2 separate regions of the Mus musculus genome follow, and region 2 is linked to region 1. A link is a loop called in an ENCODE intact Hi-C map of the cell type or tissue named here. Cell type or tissue: gastrocnemius. All regions are shown on one strand.

The links. Peaks named below come from ENCODE experiments on the same cell type or tissue, not always from the same donor. Only the 100,000 strongest peaks of a DNase experiment are listed, where the experiment ranks them.
Region 2: a loop joins it to region 1, with 6 times the contacts of the local background. A loop is called at or near these places in 41 of 42 quality-filtered maps.

The regions. Positions count from the first base shown.
Region 1 is chr10:41,977,900-41,985,899 of GRCm38, reverse strand. It overlaps Armc2 (armadillo repeat containing 2), which reads left to right. Exons shown (of 18, transcript NM_001034858.3): 6 at 5,303-5,379. Among named protein-coding and RNA genes, the nearest start is that of Gm33058, 23 kb to the right of the region's middle. In gastrocnemius, a CTCF peak has its summit at 4,997 (motif pointing left); a DNase peak (open chromatin) is centred at 4,967; H3K4me3 peaks cover 360 bases; H3K27ac peaks cover 1,648 bases.
Region 2 is chr10:42,291,095-42,299,094 of GRCm38, reverse strand. No RefSeq gene overlaps it. Among named protein-coding and RNA genes, the nearest start is that of Foxo3, 18 kb to the right of the region's middle. In gastrocnemius, CTCF peaks have their summits at 933 (motif pointing right), 1,780 (motif pointing right), 3,871 (motif pointing right) and 7,517 (motif pointing right); DNase peaks (open chromatin) are centred at 3,857, 5,508 and 7,531.

The sequences.
Region 1 (8,000 bases):
ATTGTTACTGTTTATCACTTTAAAGAAATAGTCAAAAAGTTATAGCTGAGGAGCCAGCTGTGTTTGTCTGTATGTTCTAATTTTTTTGTAATTCTCAAGCAAAAAAGAAAAAAAAAACAATTTAAATATTTTTTTAAAAAACATAATATTTTAAATAGTCGCAAAAAAAAATCTATGTAGTGGTGACTTTGCCACTTGGCTCCCTAATTGTAAAATATATAAAATACTAGCTGGTCCATTAAGAAAGCATTTGCTGATTCCTAATTGAAGAACTGTCATCCTAATAACTAGAAGAACTGTCTTGAATTATAGCAAAATCTATATGTTTAAGATATTTTAAAGAGCTATTATTTTATTTCCTTGGCATAGTTATGGTCCAGGAGTAGTGTGGCCAGTCCGACTGACTGCACCATCCATTCATGGGCTGCAGGGATCTGTCAGCCTTTGTATGCCATTGCCTGCCAGAGTTGGTTCTAGTATTTTAAGTGCAATGTAAGACTCTTGGCAGCAACAGGGAACAGAAAACTGTATATCTCCTGAAACTTGAGAGATGCAGAGGAGAAGCCCTGGGAAAACCAAATTGTTCTCACATGGACTTCAGCCTGCAGCCAGGGCAGAGCTAAGGGCACGGCAGAGGTGTAGAGCCAACGCCCTTGATCCTTCCTTACCACCAACTCCTCCAGGGTTGTGTGAACCAGCCACCGGCACTGGTGTTCTAAGTCCTTGGGAATTAGGTTTCCATCTGTAGACGGATGACCTAACTAATGAAAATGGTGGTTTTCTGCCTCTAAAAAGAATTTCACCAAAGAGCCCAATGACTAATTTCCGGATTTTTTTTTTTTAATTTGGACACATCAAAAAAAAATCATTGAGAAAAATTTAATAATGTTGTTTAATAACATGGAGCAGTAAGCAGGGAAGAACAGTTTTTCTGGACGACTGAACTGGGACCCAGATACATCTGATAGGCAGGAAATCACTGCCAACACAATGCCGGAATTTAATAACGATGCGAAGGTCTGAAGTGTGTGGGGCATCTGCCTTAGCTGCACATGGAAGAAATGGGAGTTAACTAGTAGTGGTTTGTGACCCTCGAAACAGCTATCGTGGCACCAGGCTGCATCGCTTAAAATACCCCCCCCCTTCTCTGGCCACAATGTGAGCTCAAAGCTAGTGTCCTTTTATAGGGACATAAAACAGACTGACTGTAAACAAATGGGCCCACAAGCATTTGAAGGGCTCAGGACTGAGTAGTGAGCATGTTAGCAAACACATATTGATGACTGCCATGCTCCAGATCATTCTGTCTTTCCAGCAGCCTCAAGGTGGGAGCACTGTGATGGGAGCACCGTGACTCACCACCCTTCTGTACAGATGAGGAAACCTACTTGTAGTTAAAATAAAATGTACCCACAACCACACAGCTGTCAGGGGGGCGTAAGCCACAGGAGAAGGTGTGAAGAGATGAGGGTGGCATCTTCACATATTTAAAGGGTTTCTAGGAGGAAGAGAAAAATGTGTTCTGTGTGGTTTCAGTCAGTGGTGCAAGTTGCGTGGAGCACATCTGCTCCTCTTCCTCTACAGTGACCGAGGGATTTTCCCTCCCATCCTCGGGATTTTCCCTCCGTTCTCTTCCATGAGACAGTGAAAGTAGCTCACCTTGAGCTCAGAAATCCTCCTGCCTCCGCCTCCTGAGCTGTTCTTTTCTTGGTACCCATCTTTTCTGCCCACTCCTGCAGGGCTTCACCAGCATGGCTCAGTGGATACACAGCAACATGCTTTGGGCAGACAGCACCTCTTTCCTCGGTCCCCAGCTTTTGTGACCCCATCCTCGATTGAGTCCTCTTTCCCTGCATGTAACAAATACATTTCTTTCTTCCTGCTTGATGCCTTTGTCCATGTTCACAAACGCCCTGGAGACCTGGGGTCTCCAGGTCCAAGCCCCTCTTCTGTGTCTCTGGTCCTGGGTGGTAATTTAAACCTTCTCTGATCTCTACATCTTTGTCGATGATACGCCCCGACCGACACCTGGCATCAGAAACTCAAGCAGACAAAACCCTACATTGCTTGACCCTGTAAACTGTCCCCGTTAACCTCACCATTTCTCTGGTAGGAACCTGCTTTCCAGGTCCTCCGGGTCTACACTCTGCTCTTCAGATGCTAAAATCAGCCCCATGTTGCAGTAACTTTTCACATCTTTTCCAGTCCCACAATGATCCTGGGATCATGGTCGCTCATTCTTTCTCTTGAATGCTCTGTCATCGCGGCCCCAAACCCCATGCCTCATGTCACATCCTCGAGTAAGAAGCTGTACGTTTCTTATTGGCTATCACTTAAGGGTCCACAGCAAATCCCACAGGTCCACAGCTGTTCCCAGACTTCCCAGCAGAACCTCTTCCTACCTACCTCACCAGGTCCGAGCGAGCCCCTCCTTGCGTATCAAACTCTCATGCACTCATTTTTCTGGGACAGCTTGTCAGTTGCTAGTTCCATTTCTACTCCTTTAAAGGGCACTTATAGTCCATCCTTCCCGCTGTGCGGTCCTTTCTCCTCAGCATACTCTCAAAGTCTTTTGCACTTTTCCGTTAAGGTAGATTTTTATCCTCACTGGAAAAAACATCTTCTGGGCCCATATCCACCTCTGCTTGCTCCCCTAGGTGCTTATGGGCTCAAAAGAAATGAACTAGTGCTGACAACTCGCCAAGTCCCCTCAGTGAGCTGGCTGACACCCGAAACCGAAGCATTGCAGTAGATTTAGGAGGGGAAACCAAAGCCTGGTAGTCTTCCCGAGGTCACAGGCTGTGAGTGTTGACCTAGGATATGAACTCAGTGTCCCCCAAACCATGATGACTGTGTACGATGGCAGTGGGTCCCAAGTCCATCTTTTCTTGGCAGCCTCGGGGAGCAACACTGCCAAGCCTGTGCATACCGATTGTCCTTTTCATTCTTTTCTAGAAGGGAGGTGGCACAGATGAGGTGTCATGGAGGCAGCCTTACCCCTGGCCATGTCTCAGGGAGAGTGGACAGGCACTGGGTGGGGGCAGGGGTGGGTCTGTGAGCTGAAAACTGTCTTGTTAGATTTCAGTGTTTATTAAAGGGACACACACACATATATGCATGTGCATGTGTGCACACACACATGTATGCACGTGTGTACACACACATGTATGCACGTATGCACACACGCGTACACACACAGAAATGAAACTCTTGATCTTAAAAATGTCAGGTTATATCTAGAAATTAAAAATATAGGAACTTCCTTGCTTTCCACCCCATTGAAGTTTTGTTTGTTTGTTTGTTTGTTTTAATTTTAGGATTTTGTGTGTTCTGATAGATGTGTACTCCTGCCACAGTATCTAGTGGGCAGAGGACAACTTTGTGCAGTTGGTTCTCCCCTTCCACTTTTATGTGCATTCTGGGAATCAAACCTAGGTCACCAGGCTTGCAGGGCAAGCACCGTTTCACCTTGAGCCACCTCAACAGCCCTGTTATTTGCATCTATTAGTTACAGATAATAATGGGTTCCATGACAATTGTCATGCCCGTATCTGATGGATTTTTTTTTCGTTTCACCTCCATTACCCTCTCTCGTCCCCCCTCCCACTCTTGTTGAGCATATGTGAGTGTGCACGTGCGTGTAAGTGTGCATGAGTGTGTGTGTGTGTGTGTGTGTGTGTGTGTGTCCCAGTGAGTTCCATTAGGGTTGGCTAGAAGTGTGGATGAAGGTTTGTTTATAGGAGTCTGGATGCCTTACCCATTGCTACATCACAGAAGACAATTTCTCCCCCTCTCCCATCAACCATTAACTGTGTGAATCCGCTGGGGGAGGGGGCAGGGTGTAGGGTTGGTTTTGTTCAAATAGGGTCTCATGTAACTTTTTGTTGTTGTTGTTTTGGTTTGGGTTTTTCAAGACAGGGCTTCTCTGTGTAGCCCTGGCTGTCCTGGAACTCACTTTGCAGACCAGGCTGGCCTCGGACTCAAAGATCCTCCTGCCTCTGCATCCTGAGTGCTGGGAGTAAAGGCGTGTGCCACCACTGCCCTGCTCTCGTGTAACTCATGAAGTCTTGCTTCGACAATCTTTCCATGGATTGAGTCCTTTTGTTCTGTCTTTGAGGGAATTTGTCTTCATGTTCTCTGTTTTATTGGCTAGGAACATCTTGCTGCAAAAATTCAGTTGTTTCAGAAAATTAGAGCCTTTTTGTTTTAATTGGTCCTACCAAGTTTCCCTATTTTATGACAAAGAGAAACATCTGGACTTTAAAAACAAAACCAAAAACATGTTGACAGGGAAAAAAAATACTAAAAGTTATGTGAAGAGGCTAAATCTGGGGCAGGGGGGTGGTGGTGGAGTAAAGACCAAGGGCAAGCACTCAGGAGAAGAGGCAGGAGGATCTCTGTGAGTCTGCTGCCAGCCTGGCCTCCAGAGTGAGTTCCAGGACAGGCAGGGCCACACATAGAAACCCTGTCTGAAAAACAAAACAAAAACAAAAACAAAATGATAATAACTTATATATTTATTATTATTTAGATTATTGTTGTTAATATTATTAAAATCAGTGTGTGGAATTATCAAAAAGAAATTGTGTCAGACTTGCCATTTTAGCCTGAGTGACCTTGGGAATTTATACAGATCTTTAAAAGGCAATACCTTCAGGTCAGCTGTAAGTGGGGAAGCCAGGCAGCAGAGTCAAGTGCCTCCATAGCTAGCCAGGCTACTCGTACGCTTCTCATCTGAGGACTGCCCAAATACACTGTCTACTTTTTTATTTTTAACATTTAAAATATTTCTAAGAGTATTTTTAGAGACTATTAATTGACTTGAGTTTTAAAGTGGGAATGGGACGTGCTGTGGTGCAGTGGAAAGAACAGTGGGTTGAAAAATCCCGAGCTCCGCATTCCAGAGCTGACCCTGCTCATGTGACCTTGGACAGAGCAAGCTGGCTTTCCCTTGGCTGGTTTTCTTCCTCTGTTTCTTGTTGTAACAGCGGCCTCTTGTGGTCCATATCATTAACAACAACCACCACTACCACTACTACCTCACCCCCCAGTCAATTTTGGATTTTTAAATTTATTTTTTATTTTTGGTTCTTTCCAGTGTTATATTTCATACTGTTAAGCCAGCAGACTTGTGTTCTCACAGATAAATCTTAGGAGGCAAAGGCAGGTGACAGCAGACAAATGGGCACCAAACCCATCTCTTAAACTAGTCTCTGTAGTTTCTTCCAAGCCTGACATGAACAAATTGCAGTTTATAAAAATGAAAATACTTCTGTGTCTCATCCATTGCTCTTCCTCCTAGGGACCCTGGGAAACGGCGTGCCAGGGCCTCCTCGTGCCCTAGCAGCTCAGACCTGAGCAGGAAGGAAACCAGGGCAGGTGAGTGTGCCTCTCTGCCCTCAGCATCATAGCAGATGAGAGTGCCTCTCCTCCTTCAGCATCCAGAGCAGGTGAGAGTGCCTCTCCTCCTTCAGCATCCAGAGCAGGTGAGTGTGCCTCTCCGCCTTCAGCATCCAGAGCAGGTGAGTGTGCCTCTCCGCCTTCAGCATCCTTCATTCTCAAGATCTTTGTGCTGTTAAACAGTGTGACTTGTTTTTCAAAGACAAATGTTAGGTGGAAGTCAAGGAGAGTCTAGAGTGCCACACCGAGCCCTTAGTAACTCTGTTCGACAACTTCAGGAACTGGATCCAACTTGCTCAGAAACCATTTGTTTTCTAAGTTTTCATTTTTCACTGCCGTCTTAAACCAGTATCCAGGTCTGCTGCCTTCAATGTAGACAGAAACTCACAGAAATTATAGCTTGAAGGTATCTGGAGGGTTTGTGTGCAGATTTAATATCAGTGTAAATCTAAACTTAAGTTCAAAAGCATTGCCCACTTAAATGAAGAAGGTTTTAATTCTTCAAGATTTTTTGTTTTTTGTTTTTGTCTTTAAAATAAAGAAAAAGATACAAATGTGGCACATTGTTAACATTGGACCAAACTAGTCAGGGTAGGACAGCTGTCTGTTACATTAAATGAAACTATATTATGAAAGCCCTTTAGGGACTTTATTCTGCCTGAGGAAATATGAAATAATACAGACCAATGGTTAGAAATGGTGCAAAGTCAGGCAGTGAGAAAAATGAGCCAGGGAACATTTGTTACACTATACCACTGTAACATTGTAACACTGTAACATTGTAACACTGTAACATTGTAACATTGACTGTACAACACAAGCAGCAGGTGAAACCTTAAGTTGTGGAAACAAGAGTTAGGGAGCTCTGTGTCACACCTAGAAAAACAAACATGCTGTCACCCCCATTTCAAAGGCTGGTGACCCCCCCCCCCATGGGGAAGGATCTAGATAAGGCAGGCATAAGAAGGTTTTAAGCCTTCAAGGTTTTTGTTGTTGTTGTTGTCTTTAAAATAAAAAGATACAAACGTAGCACATTATTAGCATTGAACCAAACTATTCAGGGTAGGACAGTGTCTGTTATATTCTTCATAGTTTTTTTTTTTCATTTCACACAAAAGTTTATGTCGGGCTCTATGAGTACACATCTATAATCTGAACATTTTGGAAACAGAGACAGGGTTATGAATTGCAGGCCATTCTGAGCTACAGTAAGACCTTGTCTCAACAAAAATAAAAAATGATGATAAATGATATCAATCTAGCACCGTGTAAAAGATGTTATCTTCAAACTAGCCCCTCACCAGTAAGGAGACAGTTAGTGGTCACCTGCAATGTATCTAGAACTCAGGAGAATCTAAGCCTTCCAATTCCCTAGACAACATTGTTGCTAAGGGGTTTACGTTTGCATGCTAAAAACACCAGCCAATGCTAACAATGTATCAAGCTGTTGGGTCCAAAGCTGAAAGCTGTGGTTAACAGCTATAACCACGGAGACAGCAGAATCTTCAAAAACAGGCAGTATTTCTTGCCTGACTTACCCAATTTTCCTGTTGAATCATTATTTTTATATTTAGCAAGCAGTGAACCTAGATGAAAGTCCTTTTTAAAATTTGAAGTTGTTCCCCAAGACTGGGCCACACTGTGTGTTTGTAGACATGCTTCAGTTTCTAGAATTCACTGGGGATAGGGTATGGAATGGAGGTGATGGGGGCAGTGAGGACCACATGGGGATACAGAAGCAAGGCCATAGCAAGACACAACCACATTAGTGGGGATTCCTGGGAGACGACCGAGAAGAAATTCTTATACCACAGTGTTTAGCTAACTTCTCAAAATGAGTCTGAGAAGTCTCAGAAGGGTCTGGAGGTAACTAAACTTGGGTGATTTCTGACTCATCTTGATAATCATTTCTTCCTGGGGGGAGCATGTTGACTGATTTCACTCTTCCTGGGGAACTAGTTGATCGCTCAGCTTTACATTGAAAAGCACACTGTGTAGGGGTTTCGTTTTGGTTTTTTGTTTTTTTTTTAAGACCACATGGATTTAAAGCCTGAATTTCTAGTAATTTGGGGTTTTGATGTGTTAGAGCAGGTTCCTACTCCAATAGATGATGCCACAGCTCAATGTCAGAGTCTTTTTCTCGAACCCTTTACCATATTTTTTGAGATGGTCTCTCGTTGGACATGGAGCCACATTCTGGCCACACTGAGCTGGTCAGTGAGCTCGCAGGATCTGCCTGTTTCTGCTCCTCTGCTCTGGGGTTACAGCACCATGCCTGGCTTCTTTTATATGTGCTGGGGATCCAAGCCTGGGTCCTGAAGCTTGCAGCAGCAGGTGCCTTACCCACCGAGCCATCTCCCCAACCTGCTTTCTAGCAAATTTAAGTGTTTCCTATATATGTCAAGGAAATTGACTGTTGTTGACTTAACAACTTCTGGCTTTTTGTTTGCCTTCTTCAATACTGAGTCTGTTCATATCCTTTGGCCTCTAAGTGGATTAATTACCTAGGACTATGAGCGGCGGTCTTCTTATACTGCGTGGCTATTTGTATTTACTTTTAGAATTACATGCTTGTTTGTTTTGTTTGTTTAATGTGAGTA
Region 2 (8,000 bases), 310 kb before region 1:
TCTCCAGAATCTAGGCCTTGGCAAAAATCTTCTGACTTGGCACCTAAGGTAAAAACACATACAAAGAAAACAGTGGTAAGCGAAGCTTCATCCAGAGGGAAATGTTTGTCTTTGGGCTGAAGGTTGGAGGAGAATCCCTGCACAACGTACACACAACACTCCTACAGAGCCACAAAGACATCTCAAAACCCAGCAGAAAAACCAGTCCTCTGGGGCTAGTAGCACTTGCCTGTGATCCTAGCACTAAGGGGGCTGAGGCTGATGTAGTGCTGTGAATTGGAGGCCAGCCTGAGTTATACTGCAAGACCCTGCCTCATAAAGAAAACAGAAGAGGGGCTGGAGAGATCCACTCAACAGTTAAGAGTGCTCACTGACTGCTCTTCTATGGGGCCCAGGATCTATGGCCTCTCACAACCATCTGTAAATTCTAGTTTCAAGGAATCTGTTGCCCTCTTCTGGTGTCTATGAGCACTACATACATGCTGTGCACAGACCATCACAGGCAAAACACTCATACACATATGTAAAACAATAACAAATCCCAAATCTAGAAGACAGGGAGAAGATGAGTGGGTTTCAAAAAAGTTGAGATAATACATGCTAAATATAGAAAAAGATGTTCTGCATCATGAGAGAGCAGGGAAATGCAGATAAAAACCACCAGGAAGCATCACTACAAATCTAACAGACTGAGGAAAAAACAACAACACTGAAAACTGCCACCCACCCAGCAACTGTCTCCTGCACATTTATGTCAAAGATATCATATCTTCACATAGAAACCCGCACACTGATATTCACAGAAGCTACATATGTGGCAACCCCAATAAACAACCAAAGTGGGTTTTTTTATTATCTTTTTTTAAAAAAAGATTTATTTATTAATTTATTATGTGTATGGTGTTCTGCCTCCTTGTACACCTGCAGGCCACAAGAGGGCAGCAGGGCAGCAGCAGATCTCATTACAGAGGGCTGTGAGCCACCATGTGGTTGCTGGGAATTGAACTGAGGACCTCAGGAAGAGCATTTGGTGCTCTTAACTGCTGAGCCATCTCTCCATCACCCCAAAGTGGTCTTTAAAGAGGGAATGGTTAAAGCATAGTACATCCATGTTGTGGAATTACCCACTGATTGAGAGAAATGGGCTTATGGAAAAAGCACCATCCCTACTATACACTGAGATTTCACTTGTGTGACATTCTGGAAGTGTTAAGATTACAGAAATAGAGTTAGGTTTATAGTTGTTGGGGCAAGATGGGCCTGGCGTGCAGGAAGTGCAAAGGAACAGGAGGGCAGAGCTCTAAGCACTGACTGCTCTTCCAGAGGTTCTGAGTTCAATTCCCAGCAACCACATGGTGGCTCACAACCATCTATACTGGAATCTATATAGAATTTGTAGTGATTTGAATAAGATGCCCCTTCCACATACCTGCCCATGGGCTCACGTGTTTGAATATGTGGTCCCCAGTTGATGGCACTGTTGAGGATTCAGGGGTGTGGCTTTGCTAGAGGAGGTACATCACTGGGGGTGGGCTTTGAGAGCTTAAGAGATTTCTGCCATTCTCAGTTGTTACTCCCAGCTTCCCACTTGCAGCTTAAGAGGTGAGATCTCAGTTTGCCACTGCAGTCATTGTACTAGCTCCTAGCATGCTTCCCTGCCATGATGATGCGGGATTCTTGTTTTAAAAACAAAAACAAAAACAAAAACATTTTGCTCTGTTGACACCACAGATATTTATTAATTTATTTAACGTATGAGTCCTGTATCTGCATGTACACCTGCATACCAGAAGAGGGCACCAGATCTCATTACAGATGGCTGTGAGCCACCATGTGGTTCTAGGAGTTGAACCCCAGGACCTCTGGAAGAGCAGAGAGTGCTCTTAACCTCTGAACCATCTCTCCAGCCCAGTAATGGACTCTTTAAAAAAGTTTTTATTTATTTATTTTTTATGTATGAGTACACTGTAGACATACAGATGGTTGTGGGCCTTCATGTGGTTATTGGGAATTAAATTTAGGACATCTGCTCGCTGGAGTCAATCCCACTAGCTCTGGCCCTGTTCGCTCAGGTCCAAAGATTTATTTATTATTATAAATAGGTGCACTTTAGCTGTCTTTAGACACACCAGAAGAGGCATCAGATCTTATTAAAGATGGTTGTGAGCCACCATGTGGTTGCTGGGATTTGACTCAAGACCTTCAGAAGAGCAGTCAGTGCTCTTAACCACTGAGCCATCTCTCCAGCTCCCCCACCCCCAATGGACTTTTATCTATTAGGAACAGCAAACCCAAATGATCTGTCTTTCTTTAAGGTGCCATGGTAACAGTGTTTCAGCGGAGCAGCAGATAAGTAACTCAGATGGCACTGTTCAGTATGGGGGCCTAGCCAGTGTCAGCATCCCAGTGTAAAATGCTACCTTTCAGTGCCCCTAGGGGGGAAACTGGGAAAGTGCACAGACAACCTCTCTCCGAAGGTCGTCTTACCATTGCATGCTAATGAACACGTCTCAGAAGTTTAATTATAGCTGGTGGTAGTAGCACATGTCTTTAATCCCAGAAGTCTGTAGACAAAGGCAGGTGGATCTGAGTACGAGGCCAGCCTGGTCTATAGAGTCAGTTCTAGGATAGTCAGGGCTACACAGAGAAACCCTGTCTCAAAAAACCAAACAAAAGTTTAATTTAAAAAAGTAAATCTAAAACAAATGCTTTCTAAAAGTTATATTTGAAACAAAAATGGTTTAAGAAAGTTTTAAGCCTGGCATAGTGGCACTTGCCTTTAATCCCATCACCCCAGAGGCAGAGGCAGGAAGGGTCTCTGTGAGGCCAAGGCCAGCCTGGTCTATGTAGTGATTTCCACTCCAGCCAGGGCTACATAGTGCCATCCTGTCTCAAACTGTTGGGTCGGGTGATCAGGGAAGGAAGACAGTTTTGTAGGTGTGGACATCAGTTCATGTGAAGGAATTTTTGGTTGCACCACAGACAGATAAGGAGAGACTGAGTGTAGAAATGCTAGTTTGTTTTGAACAAAATCTCCTGTTAGGCAAGCTAGCCGGGAGCGCTTCTTTCTCTTGTCTCTGCCTCTCCAGTGCTGTTAGGACTACAGGTGTGCAGTACCATGCCGACCTCAGGCTTGGGATAATAGGCACAGCGCTGGGAAATTATCGAAGCCCTGGGTTTAAGCCCCAGCATCATAGAACTGAGCATTCGGGAGGTGGAGGCAGAAGGATCAAGTTCAAGGTCATCCTTCACTGCATAGCTAGTTCAGTACTGCTACTACTACTGCTGCTGCTGCTACTACTACTACTACTGCTACTACAATCAGTGTGAATTCCAAAGTGGATATTTCTGAGTGTGTTAGCTTGTACCTGTAACCTCAACACTCAGGGGAGTGAATCCAGAGGATTACTGAGAGTTCAAGGCCAGCTTAGGCTACATGATAAAACCCTGTCAATACACATATACATACATATATACACACATACATATACATTATGCATAAACACATACAAATATATACATATATACACACATACATACACACATATACAAACATACATATACATACATACATGCATACACACATACATAATATATACATACAGGCAGACATATACACACATACATATATTACGCATACACATACAGACATAATATACACACACACACACACACACACACACACATATATATATATATATACATGCATAATACATAATACATACACATAATACACACTCCTACATGAGTATTGATATGTAGAGTGGTGGGCAGTGAACCCCAGCAAGTCACTGGGCTGCCACAGCACTGTTTTTCTCTTCCCTGCCTTCATCTCCTTGTCTTTAGAGCAAGCTCGTCCTCCCAGCCACAAGATGGCAGGAGAAGATCAGAAATTCAAGCATAGTCTCTGCCTCTGATGAAACCTATCACAGTGCCCTGGCACCTAGTTAGAAAATACTTTTCTTTTCTTTCCTTTTCTCTCCTTTCCTTTTCTCTCTTTTCCTTTTCTCTCCTTTCCTTTTTCTCTCTTTTCCTTTCCTTTCCTTTCCTTTCCTTTCCCTTCCCTTCCTCTTCCTTTCTTTCTTTCTTTCTTTCTTTCTTCCTTCCTTCCTTCCTTCCTTCCTCCCTCCCTCTCTTCCTTCCTTCCTTCCTTCCTTCCTTCCTCCCTCCCTCCCTCTCTTCCTTCCTTCCTTCCTTCCTTCCTTCCTTCCTTCCTTCCTTCCTTCCTTCCTTTCTTCTCTAGTTTTCTTGGTAACAAGGTGCAGGCTAATGCAATCACACTTCCCAGTGTGATCTTGAAAGCTGCCAACAAGAAATGGGCACTGCGATTCTGTGCTCTTCTCCCTCTCTGCCTACAAAGTTGGGGCCCTGTTGTGGTCAGCCACACCGTGATAAAACCAGTGAGACTGAGCCCAGCAGATATAAGTGTTTCTAGAAAAGGGATGTCATGTGCCATGCTGCCTGTACCCATCATCTGCCACACATGCAGGTGTCTTGGATTCTTACTAGCAATAGACCTTGGGATGTGTGCCAAACATGTTTGGAATCCCAATGTCATTCCTAGTATGGTAAGCTAGTGTCCCCAGCTGGGTTACAAACATTCAGACAAAGCCAACCCTTGGCAGGTGCCAGTCAATTAAAATACTCATTTCCCCATGAGAAACACTGGAACCCAGGAAGTGTGGTTGAGATCTGAGTGGTTTCCACTGAGCCAGGCCCTCTTGGCCTCTCCCTGTTAGCTGGAAACAAGGCAGGATTGACCTAGAGGGCCTCGAGTTGTGGGTAAATAGAAGAAGCACTCGTTCATCTGAGGGAACCTTCATGGCATTGTGTGAAAATGATGGCTCCTTCATCCTGGTCCATTGGAAAGAATTTACCCCTCCTGAGTACGTCTGAGTGTCCCCATCAGGGCAGGTTAAGGGTCCTGTTTTAGAGGTGACTCATTGTACTAGAAGTTGCTGAGAAGCAGCTGCCTCTGGCCAGTCAGCCAACCAGCTGTGTGTGGGTGGGTGTGTGGGCTCGGGTAAGGTCACCCTCCCCAACGCACTTGTACTGTGGTTTCTTGGTGTCTTGAGCAATGTAATGGAACTGTATGTTTGAGCCTTCCTCAGAGGTCTTTCTGTTCCCTTCTGCCCCTCCCAGAGCTTCCTGGGTAGTGGCCAAGAGGTAGAAAACCAAAGGAGTAAGGCTTACCAGGACGGACACTAGAGATAAGGAGGTCAAGTGCTCAGTTGTTCTGGGGGTCACAGTGCTCCAGGGGCAACTGTGGTGCTCTCTCCGGTGGAGCAGAAAAGCCTGGATAGCAGTCTGAGCTGTGTCTGTGAGAGAGGCTTCTGGAATGGTCATCTTGAGCAAGCCTGGTGGTTTACAAGAAAGGGACTTAAGAGCGAAAGTGGAGACTTGCCTCTGGTATAATGCTTTGGAGTGCGCAAGGCATGTTCTGAAAGCTGCAATCACATGCAGGCACCCGCCGCTGCTTGGCAGCACAGACTGGTGGCCCTGCTGTGTGGCTGAATGCACACAGACATAACCCCTATGTTGGCCATTTTGCAAAGATCCAGGGGAGAGGTGGGGGCAGTGGCACTTGGCAGCAGCAAGGGTAGGGAGCACACAGCTAAGGGGTTACTGATGATACCCAGAGAGAGACGGATGTCAGACAGCATCTCTGGATGCTTCCAACCATGATCACAGCGGCCAGCGGCACTGAAGATTGAGGCTAATAGATGTAGTTGCAAAGCAGACCAACCCACCCTAGGTAATTGCAGGGCTCACACAGGCAAAACAGCTGGTCAAGTGCTTGCTGAGAGCTCCACTGGCCGACCCCACTTCACCTCCCAAGGTGGTTCTGAAGGTTGAGGCTCTCAGGAAAACAAGACCCCGACCGTGAGACTCAATTCATCCCTGGGGTGAGTCACTATTCAATCTTTTAAGAGTTATGCTAGATTAGTATGGAGAAGTGGAACTGGTTATAAAACCCAGAAGACATGTTGGGGTCTTCATAAAAGCACATCTGCTTCCAAGGGGGGATTCTGCCAGGTGTGCTGGTACATGCCTCTAGTCTTAGAACGTGGCGAGTGGAAGCAGGAGATGTCAAGTTAAAGCCAGCCTGGCCTATATAGTGAGACCCTGTCTCCAAACATCAAAATACCTAAATAGAGACTAAGAAGGTTCTTTTCCTATCTGGCTCATTCTTTTTGGTGAGAGTGGGCATGCTTCAGTCAAGGGGGACAGAGGAGGCTGGTACCTGTACCTCTAAGGTGCGATTTCTTGCCAGCAGGAGGTGTTGGCAGTTTTTCCTTAGCTTTGTTTCTAATGAAAAGGGAACAGGGGATGTAAGAACCGAGAGACTTGTGGGGCTGTGGTGGCGCATGCCTTTAATCCCAGCACTCAGGAGGCAGAGGCAGGCGGATTTCTGAGTTCAAGGCCAGCCTGGTCTACAGAGTGAGTTCCAGGACAGCCAGGGCTACACAGAGAAACCCTGCCTTGAAAAACAAAAACAAAAAAACACGAGAGACTTGACAGTCAGATAGAGAAACTGTCCTTTGGGAAAAATTTCCAAGTCTTTTACATATGAGGGTCCGTTTTGGTGTTAAAGGGTGCCCAGTACGCCAACAACATTGCCATTTTACTTTGTATCCACTGAGAGAAGGAAACAACCCATAATCATAGCTATAAACGGAACCAATGGCATCTTAAATGCCTTCATGGGTGAACGAGATGTTTTTCGTCTCAGCTGATGTTGGAGGACAGCGGCAGACCTTTTGTGATGGCTGCCCTAAACCCAGACGGAGAGAGCGGACTTAACCGAATCCTTAAGAAGTCTATCCTTAAGCAGGCTGAAGAGATGGCTCAGCGGTTAAGAGCACTGGCTGCTCTTCCAGAGGCCCTGAGTTCAATTCCCAGCAACCACACATGGTGGCTCACAACCATCTGTAATGGGATCCTAATGCCCTCTTCTGGTGTGTCTGAAGATAGCTACAGTGTATTCGTATACATAAAATAAGTAAATAATTCTTTAAAAAAAAATGAAGTCTACCATCACAACAGGTCTCCTCCTGGTTCCCACCCTCTCGGATCTCCTCCTTTTCATCCCCCACCCTCTCACAACCTCCCACTGCTGCTTGGCAATAGCACCACAGGAGGCAACTGTTATCCTTATAGTAAGGTAGTGATGTCTTGGCCTTGAAACTTTTTTGTGTGTTTTTTTGTTTGTTGGTTTGTTTGTTTTTTGTTTGTTTTTGAAACTTTTCCTCCCCATAGTTGTCTCTGGAAGCTCAGTAACTGGGGTGGGGGCGGGGATAGTGGGTTCAGTGAGACAGACCAGCAACTGCTTTGAGTCGCCAGGCTGGGCAAAACTGAGAGATGAGCCCATCCCCTATCTTTGGACTTAAATCTTTTCTGGTTTGACTTTGTTTACTTACTTATTGTTTTGTTTGTTTGTTTGTTTTGTTTTTAAAAAATGTGTGCGGGTGCTTTGCCTGAGTGTATGTATGTATACCACATGCATGCAGTGCTTGAGGAGGCCAGAAGAGGGCGATAGATCCTCTGGGTTGGACAGCTCCACCCCTGCAACCCCTAAACCCAGAAGGAAGCTCACCTGTAGTCAGACCTCTAGGTCTTGCCAGCCTAGTGAGGGCAGCAGGATGCCAGCGAGCGCTCAAAGCCCCAGCCACCTTCAGAACCCTGGCTCCCAGGTACCTGAGAAACCCAAGCCTGCAGGCAGAAGAAGCCAAAGGAGGAATTTCTATTGGTTACCTCTGCAGACCTATACCTGGCCAAAAGAAGTGTTTAGTTGACAGCCTCATTTTCAAGCCCACTGTGGCTGGGTAGGCCAGGAAGTCCTGAGGAATGGTGTCAAAGGCCACTATTCTCCTAAGCAGACCAGGCCATAGAGGTTGAGACCAGAGCCCATAGTTGAACTCTAATTTTCAAAGGCTCACCCCTAGTGACCCACTTCTGCCAGCTAGGCCTCACAATCCCCCTGGCTGGGGGGGGGGGCA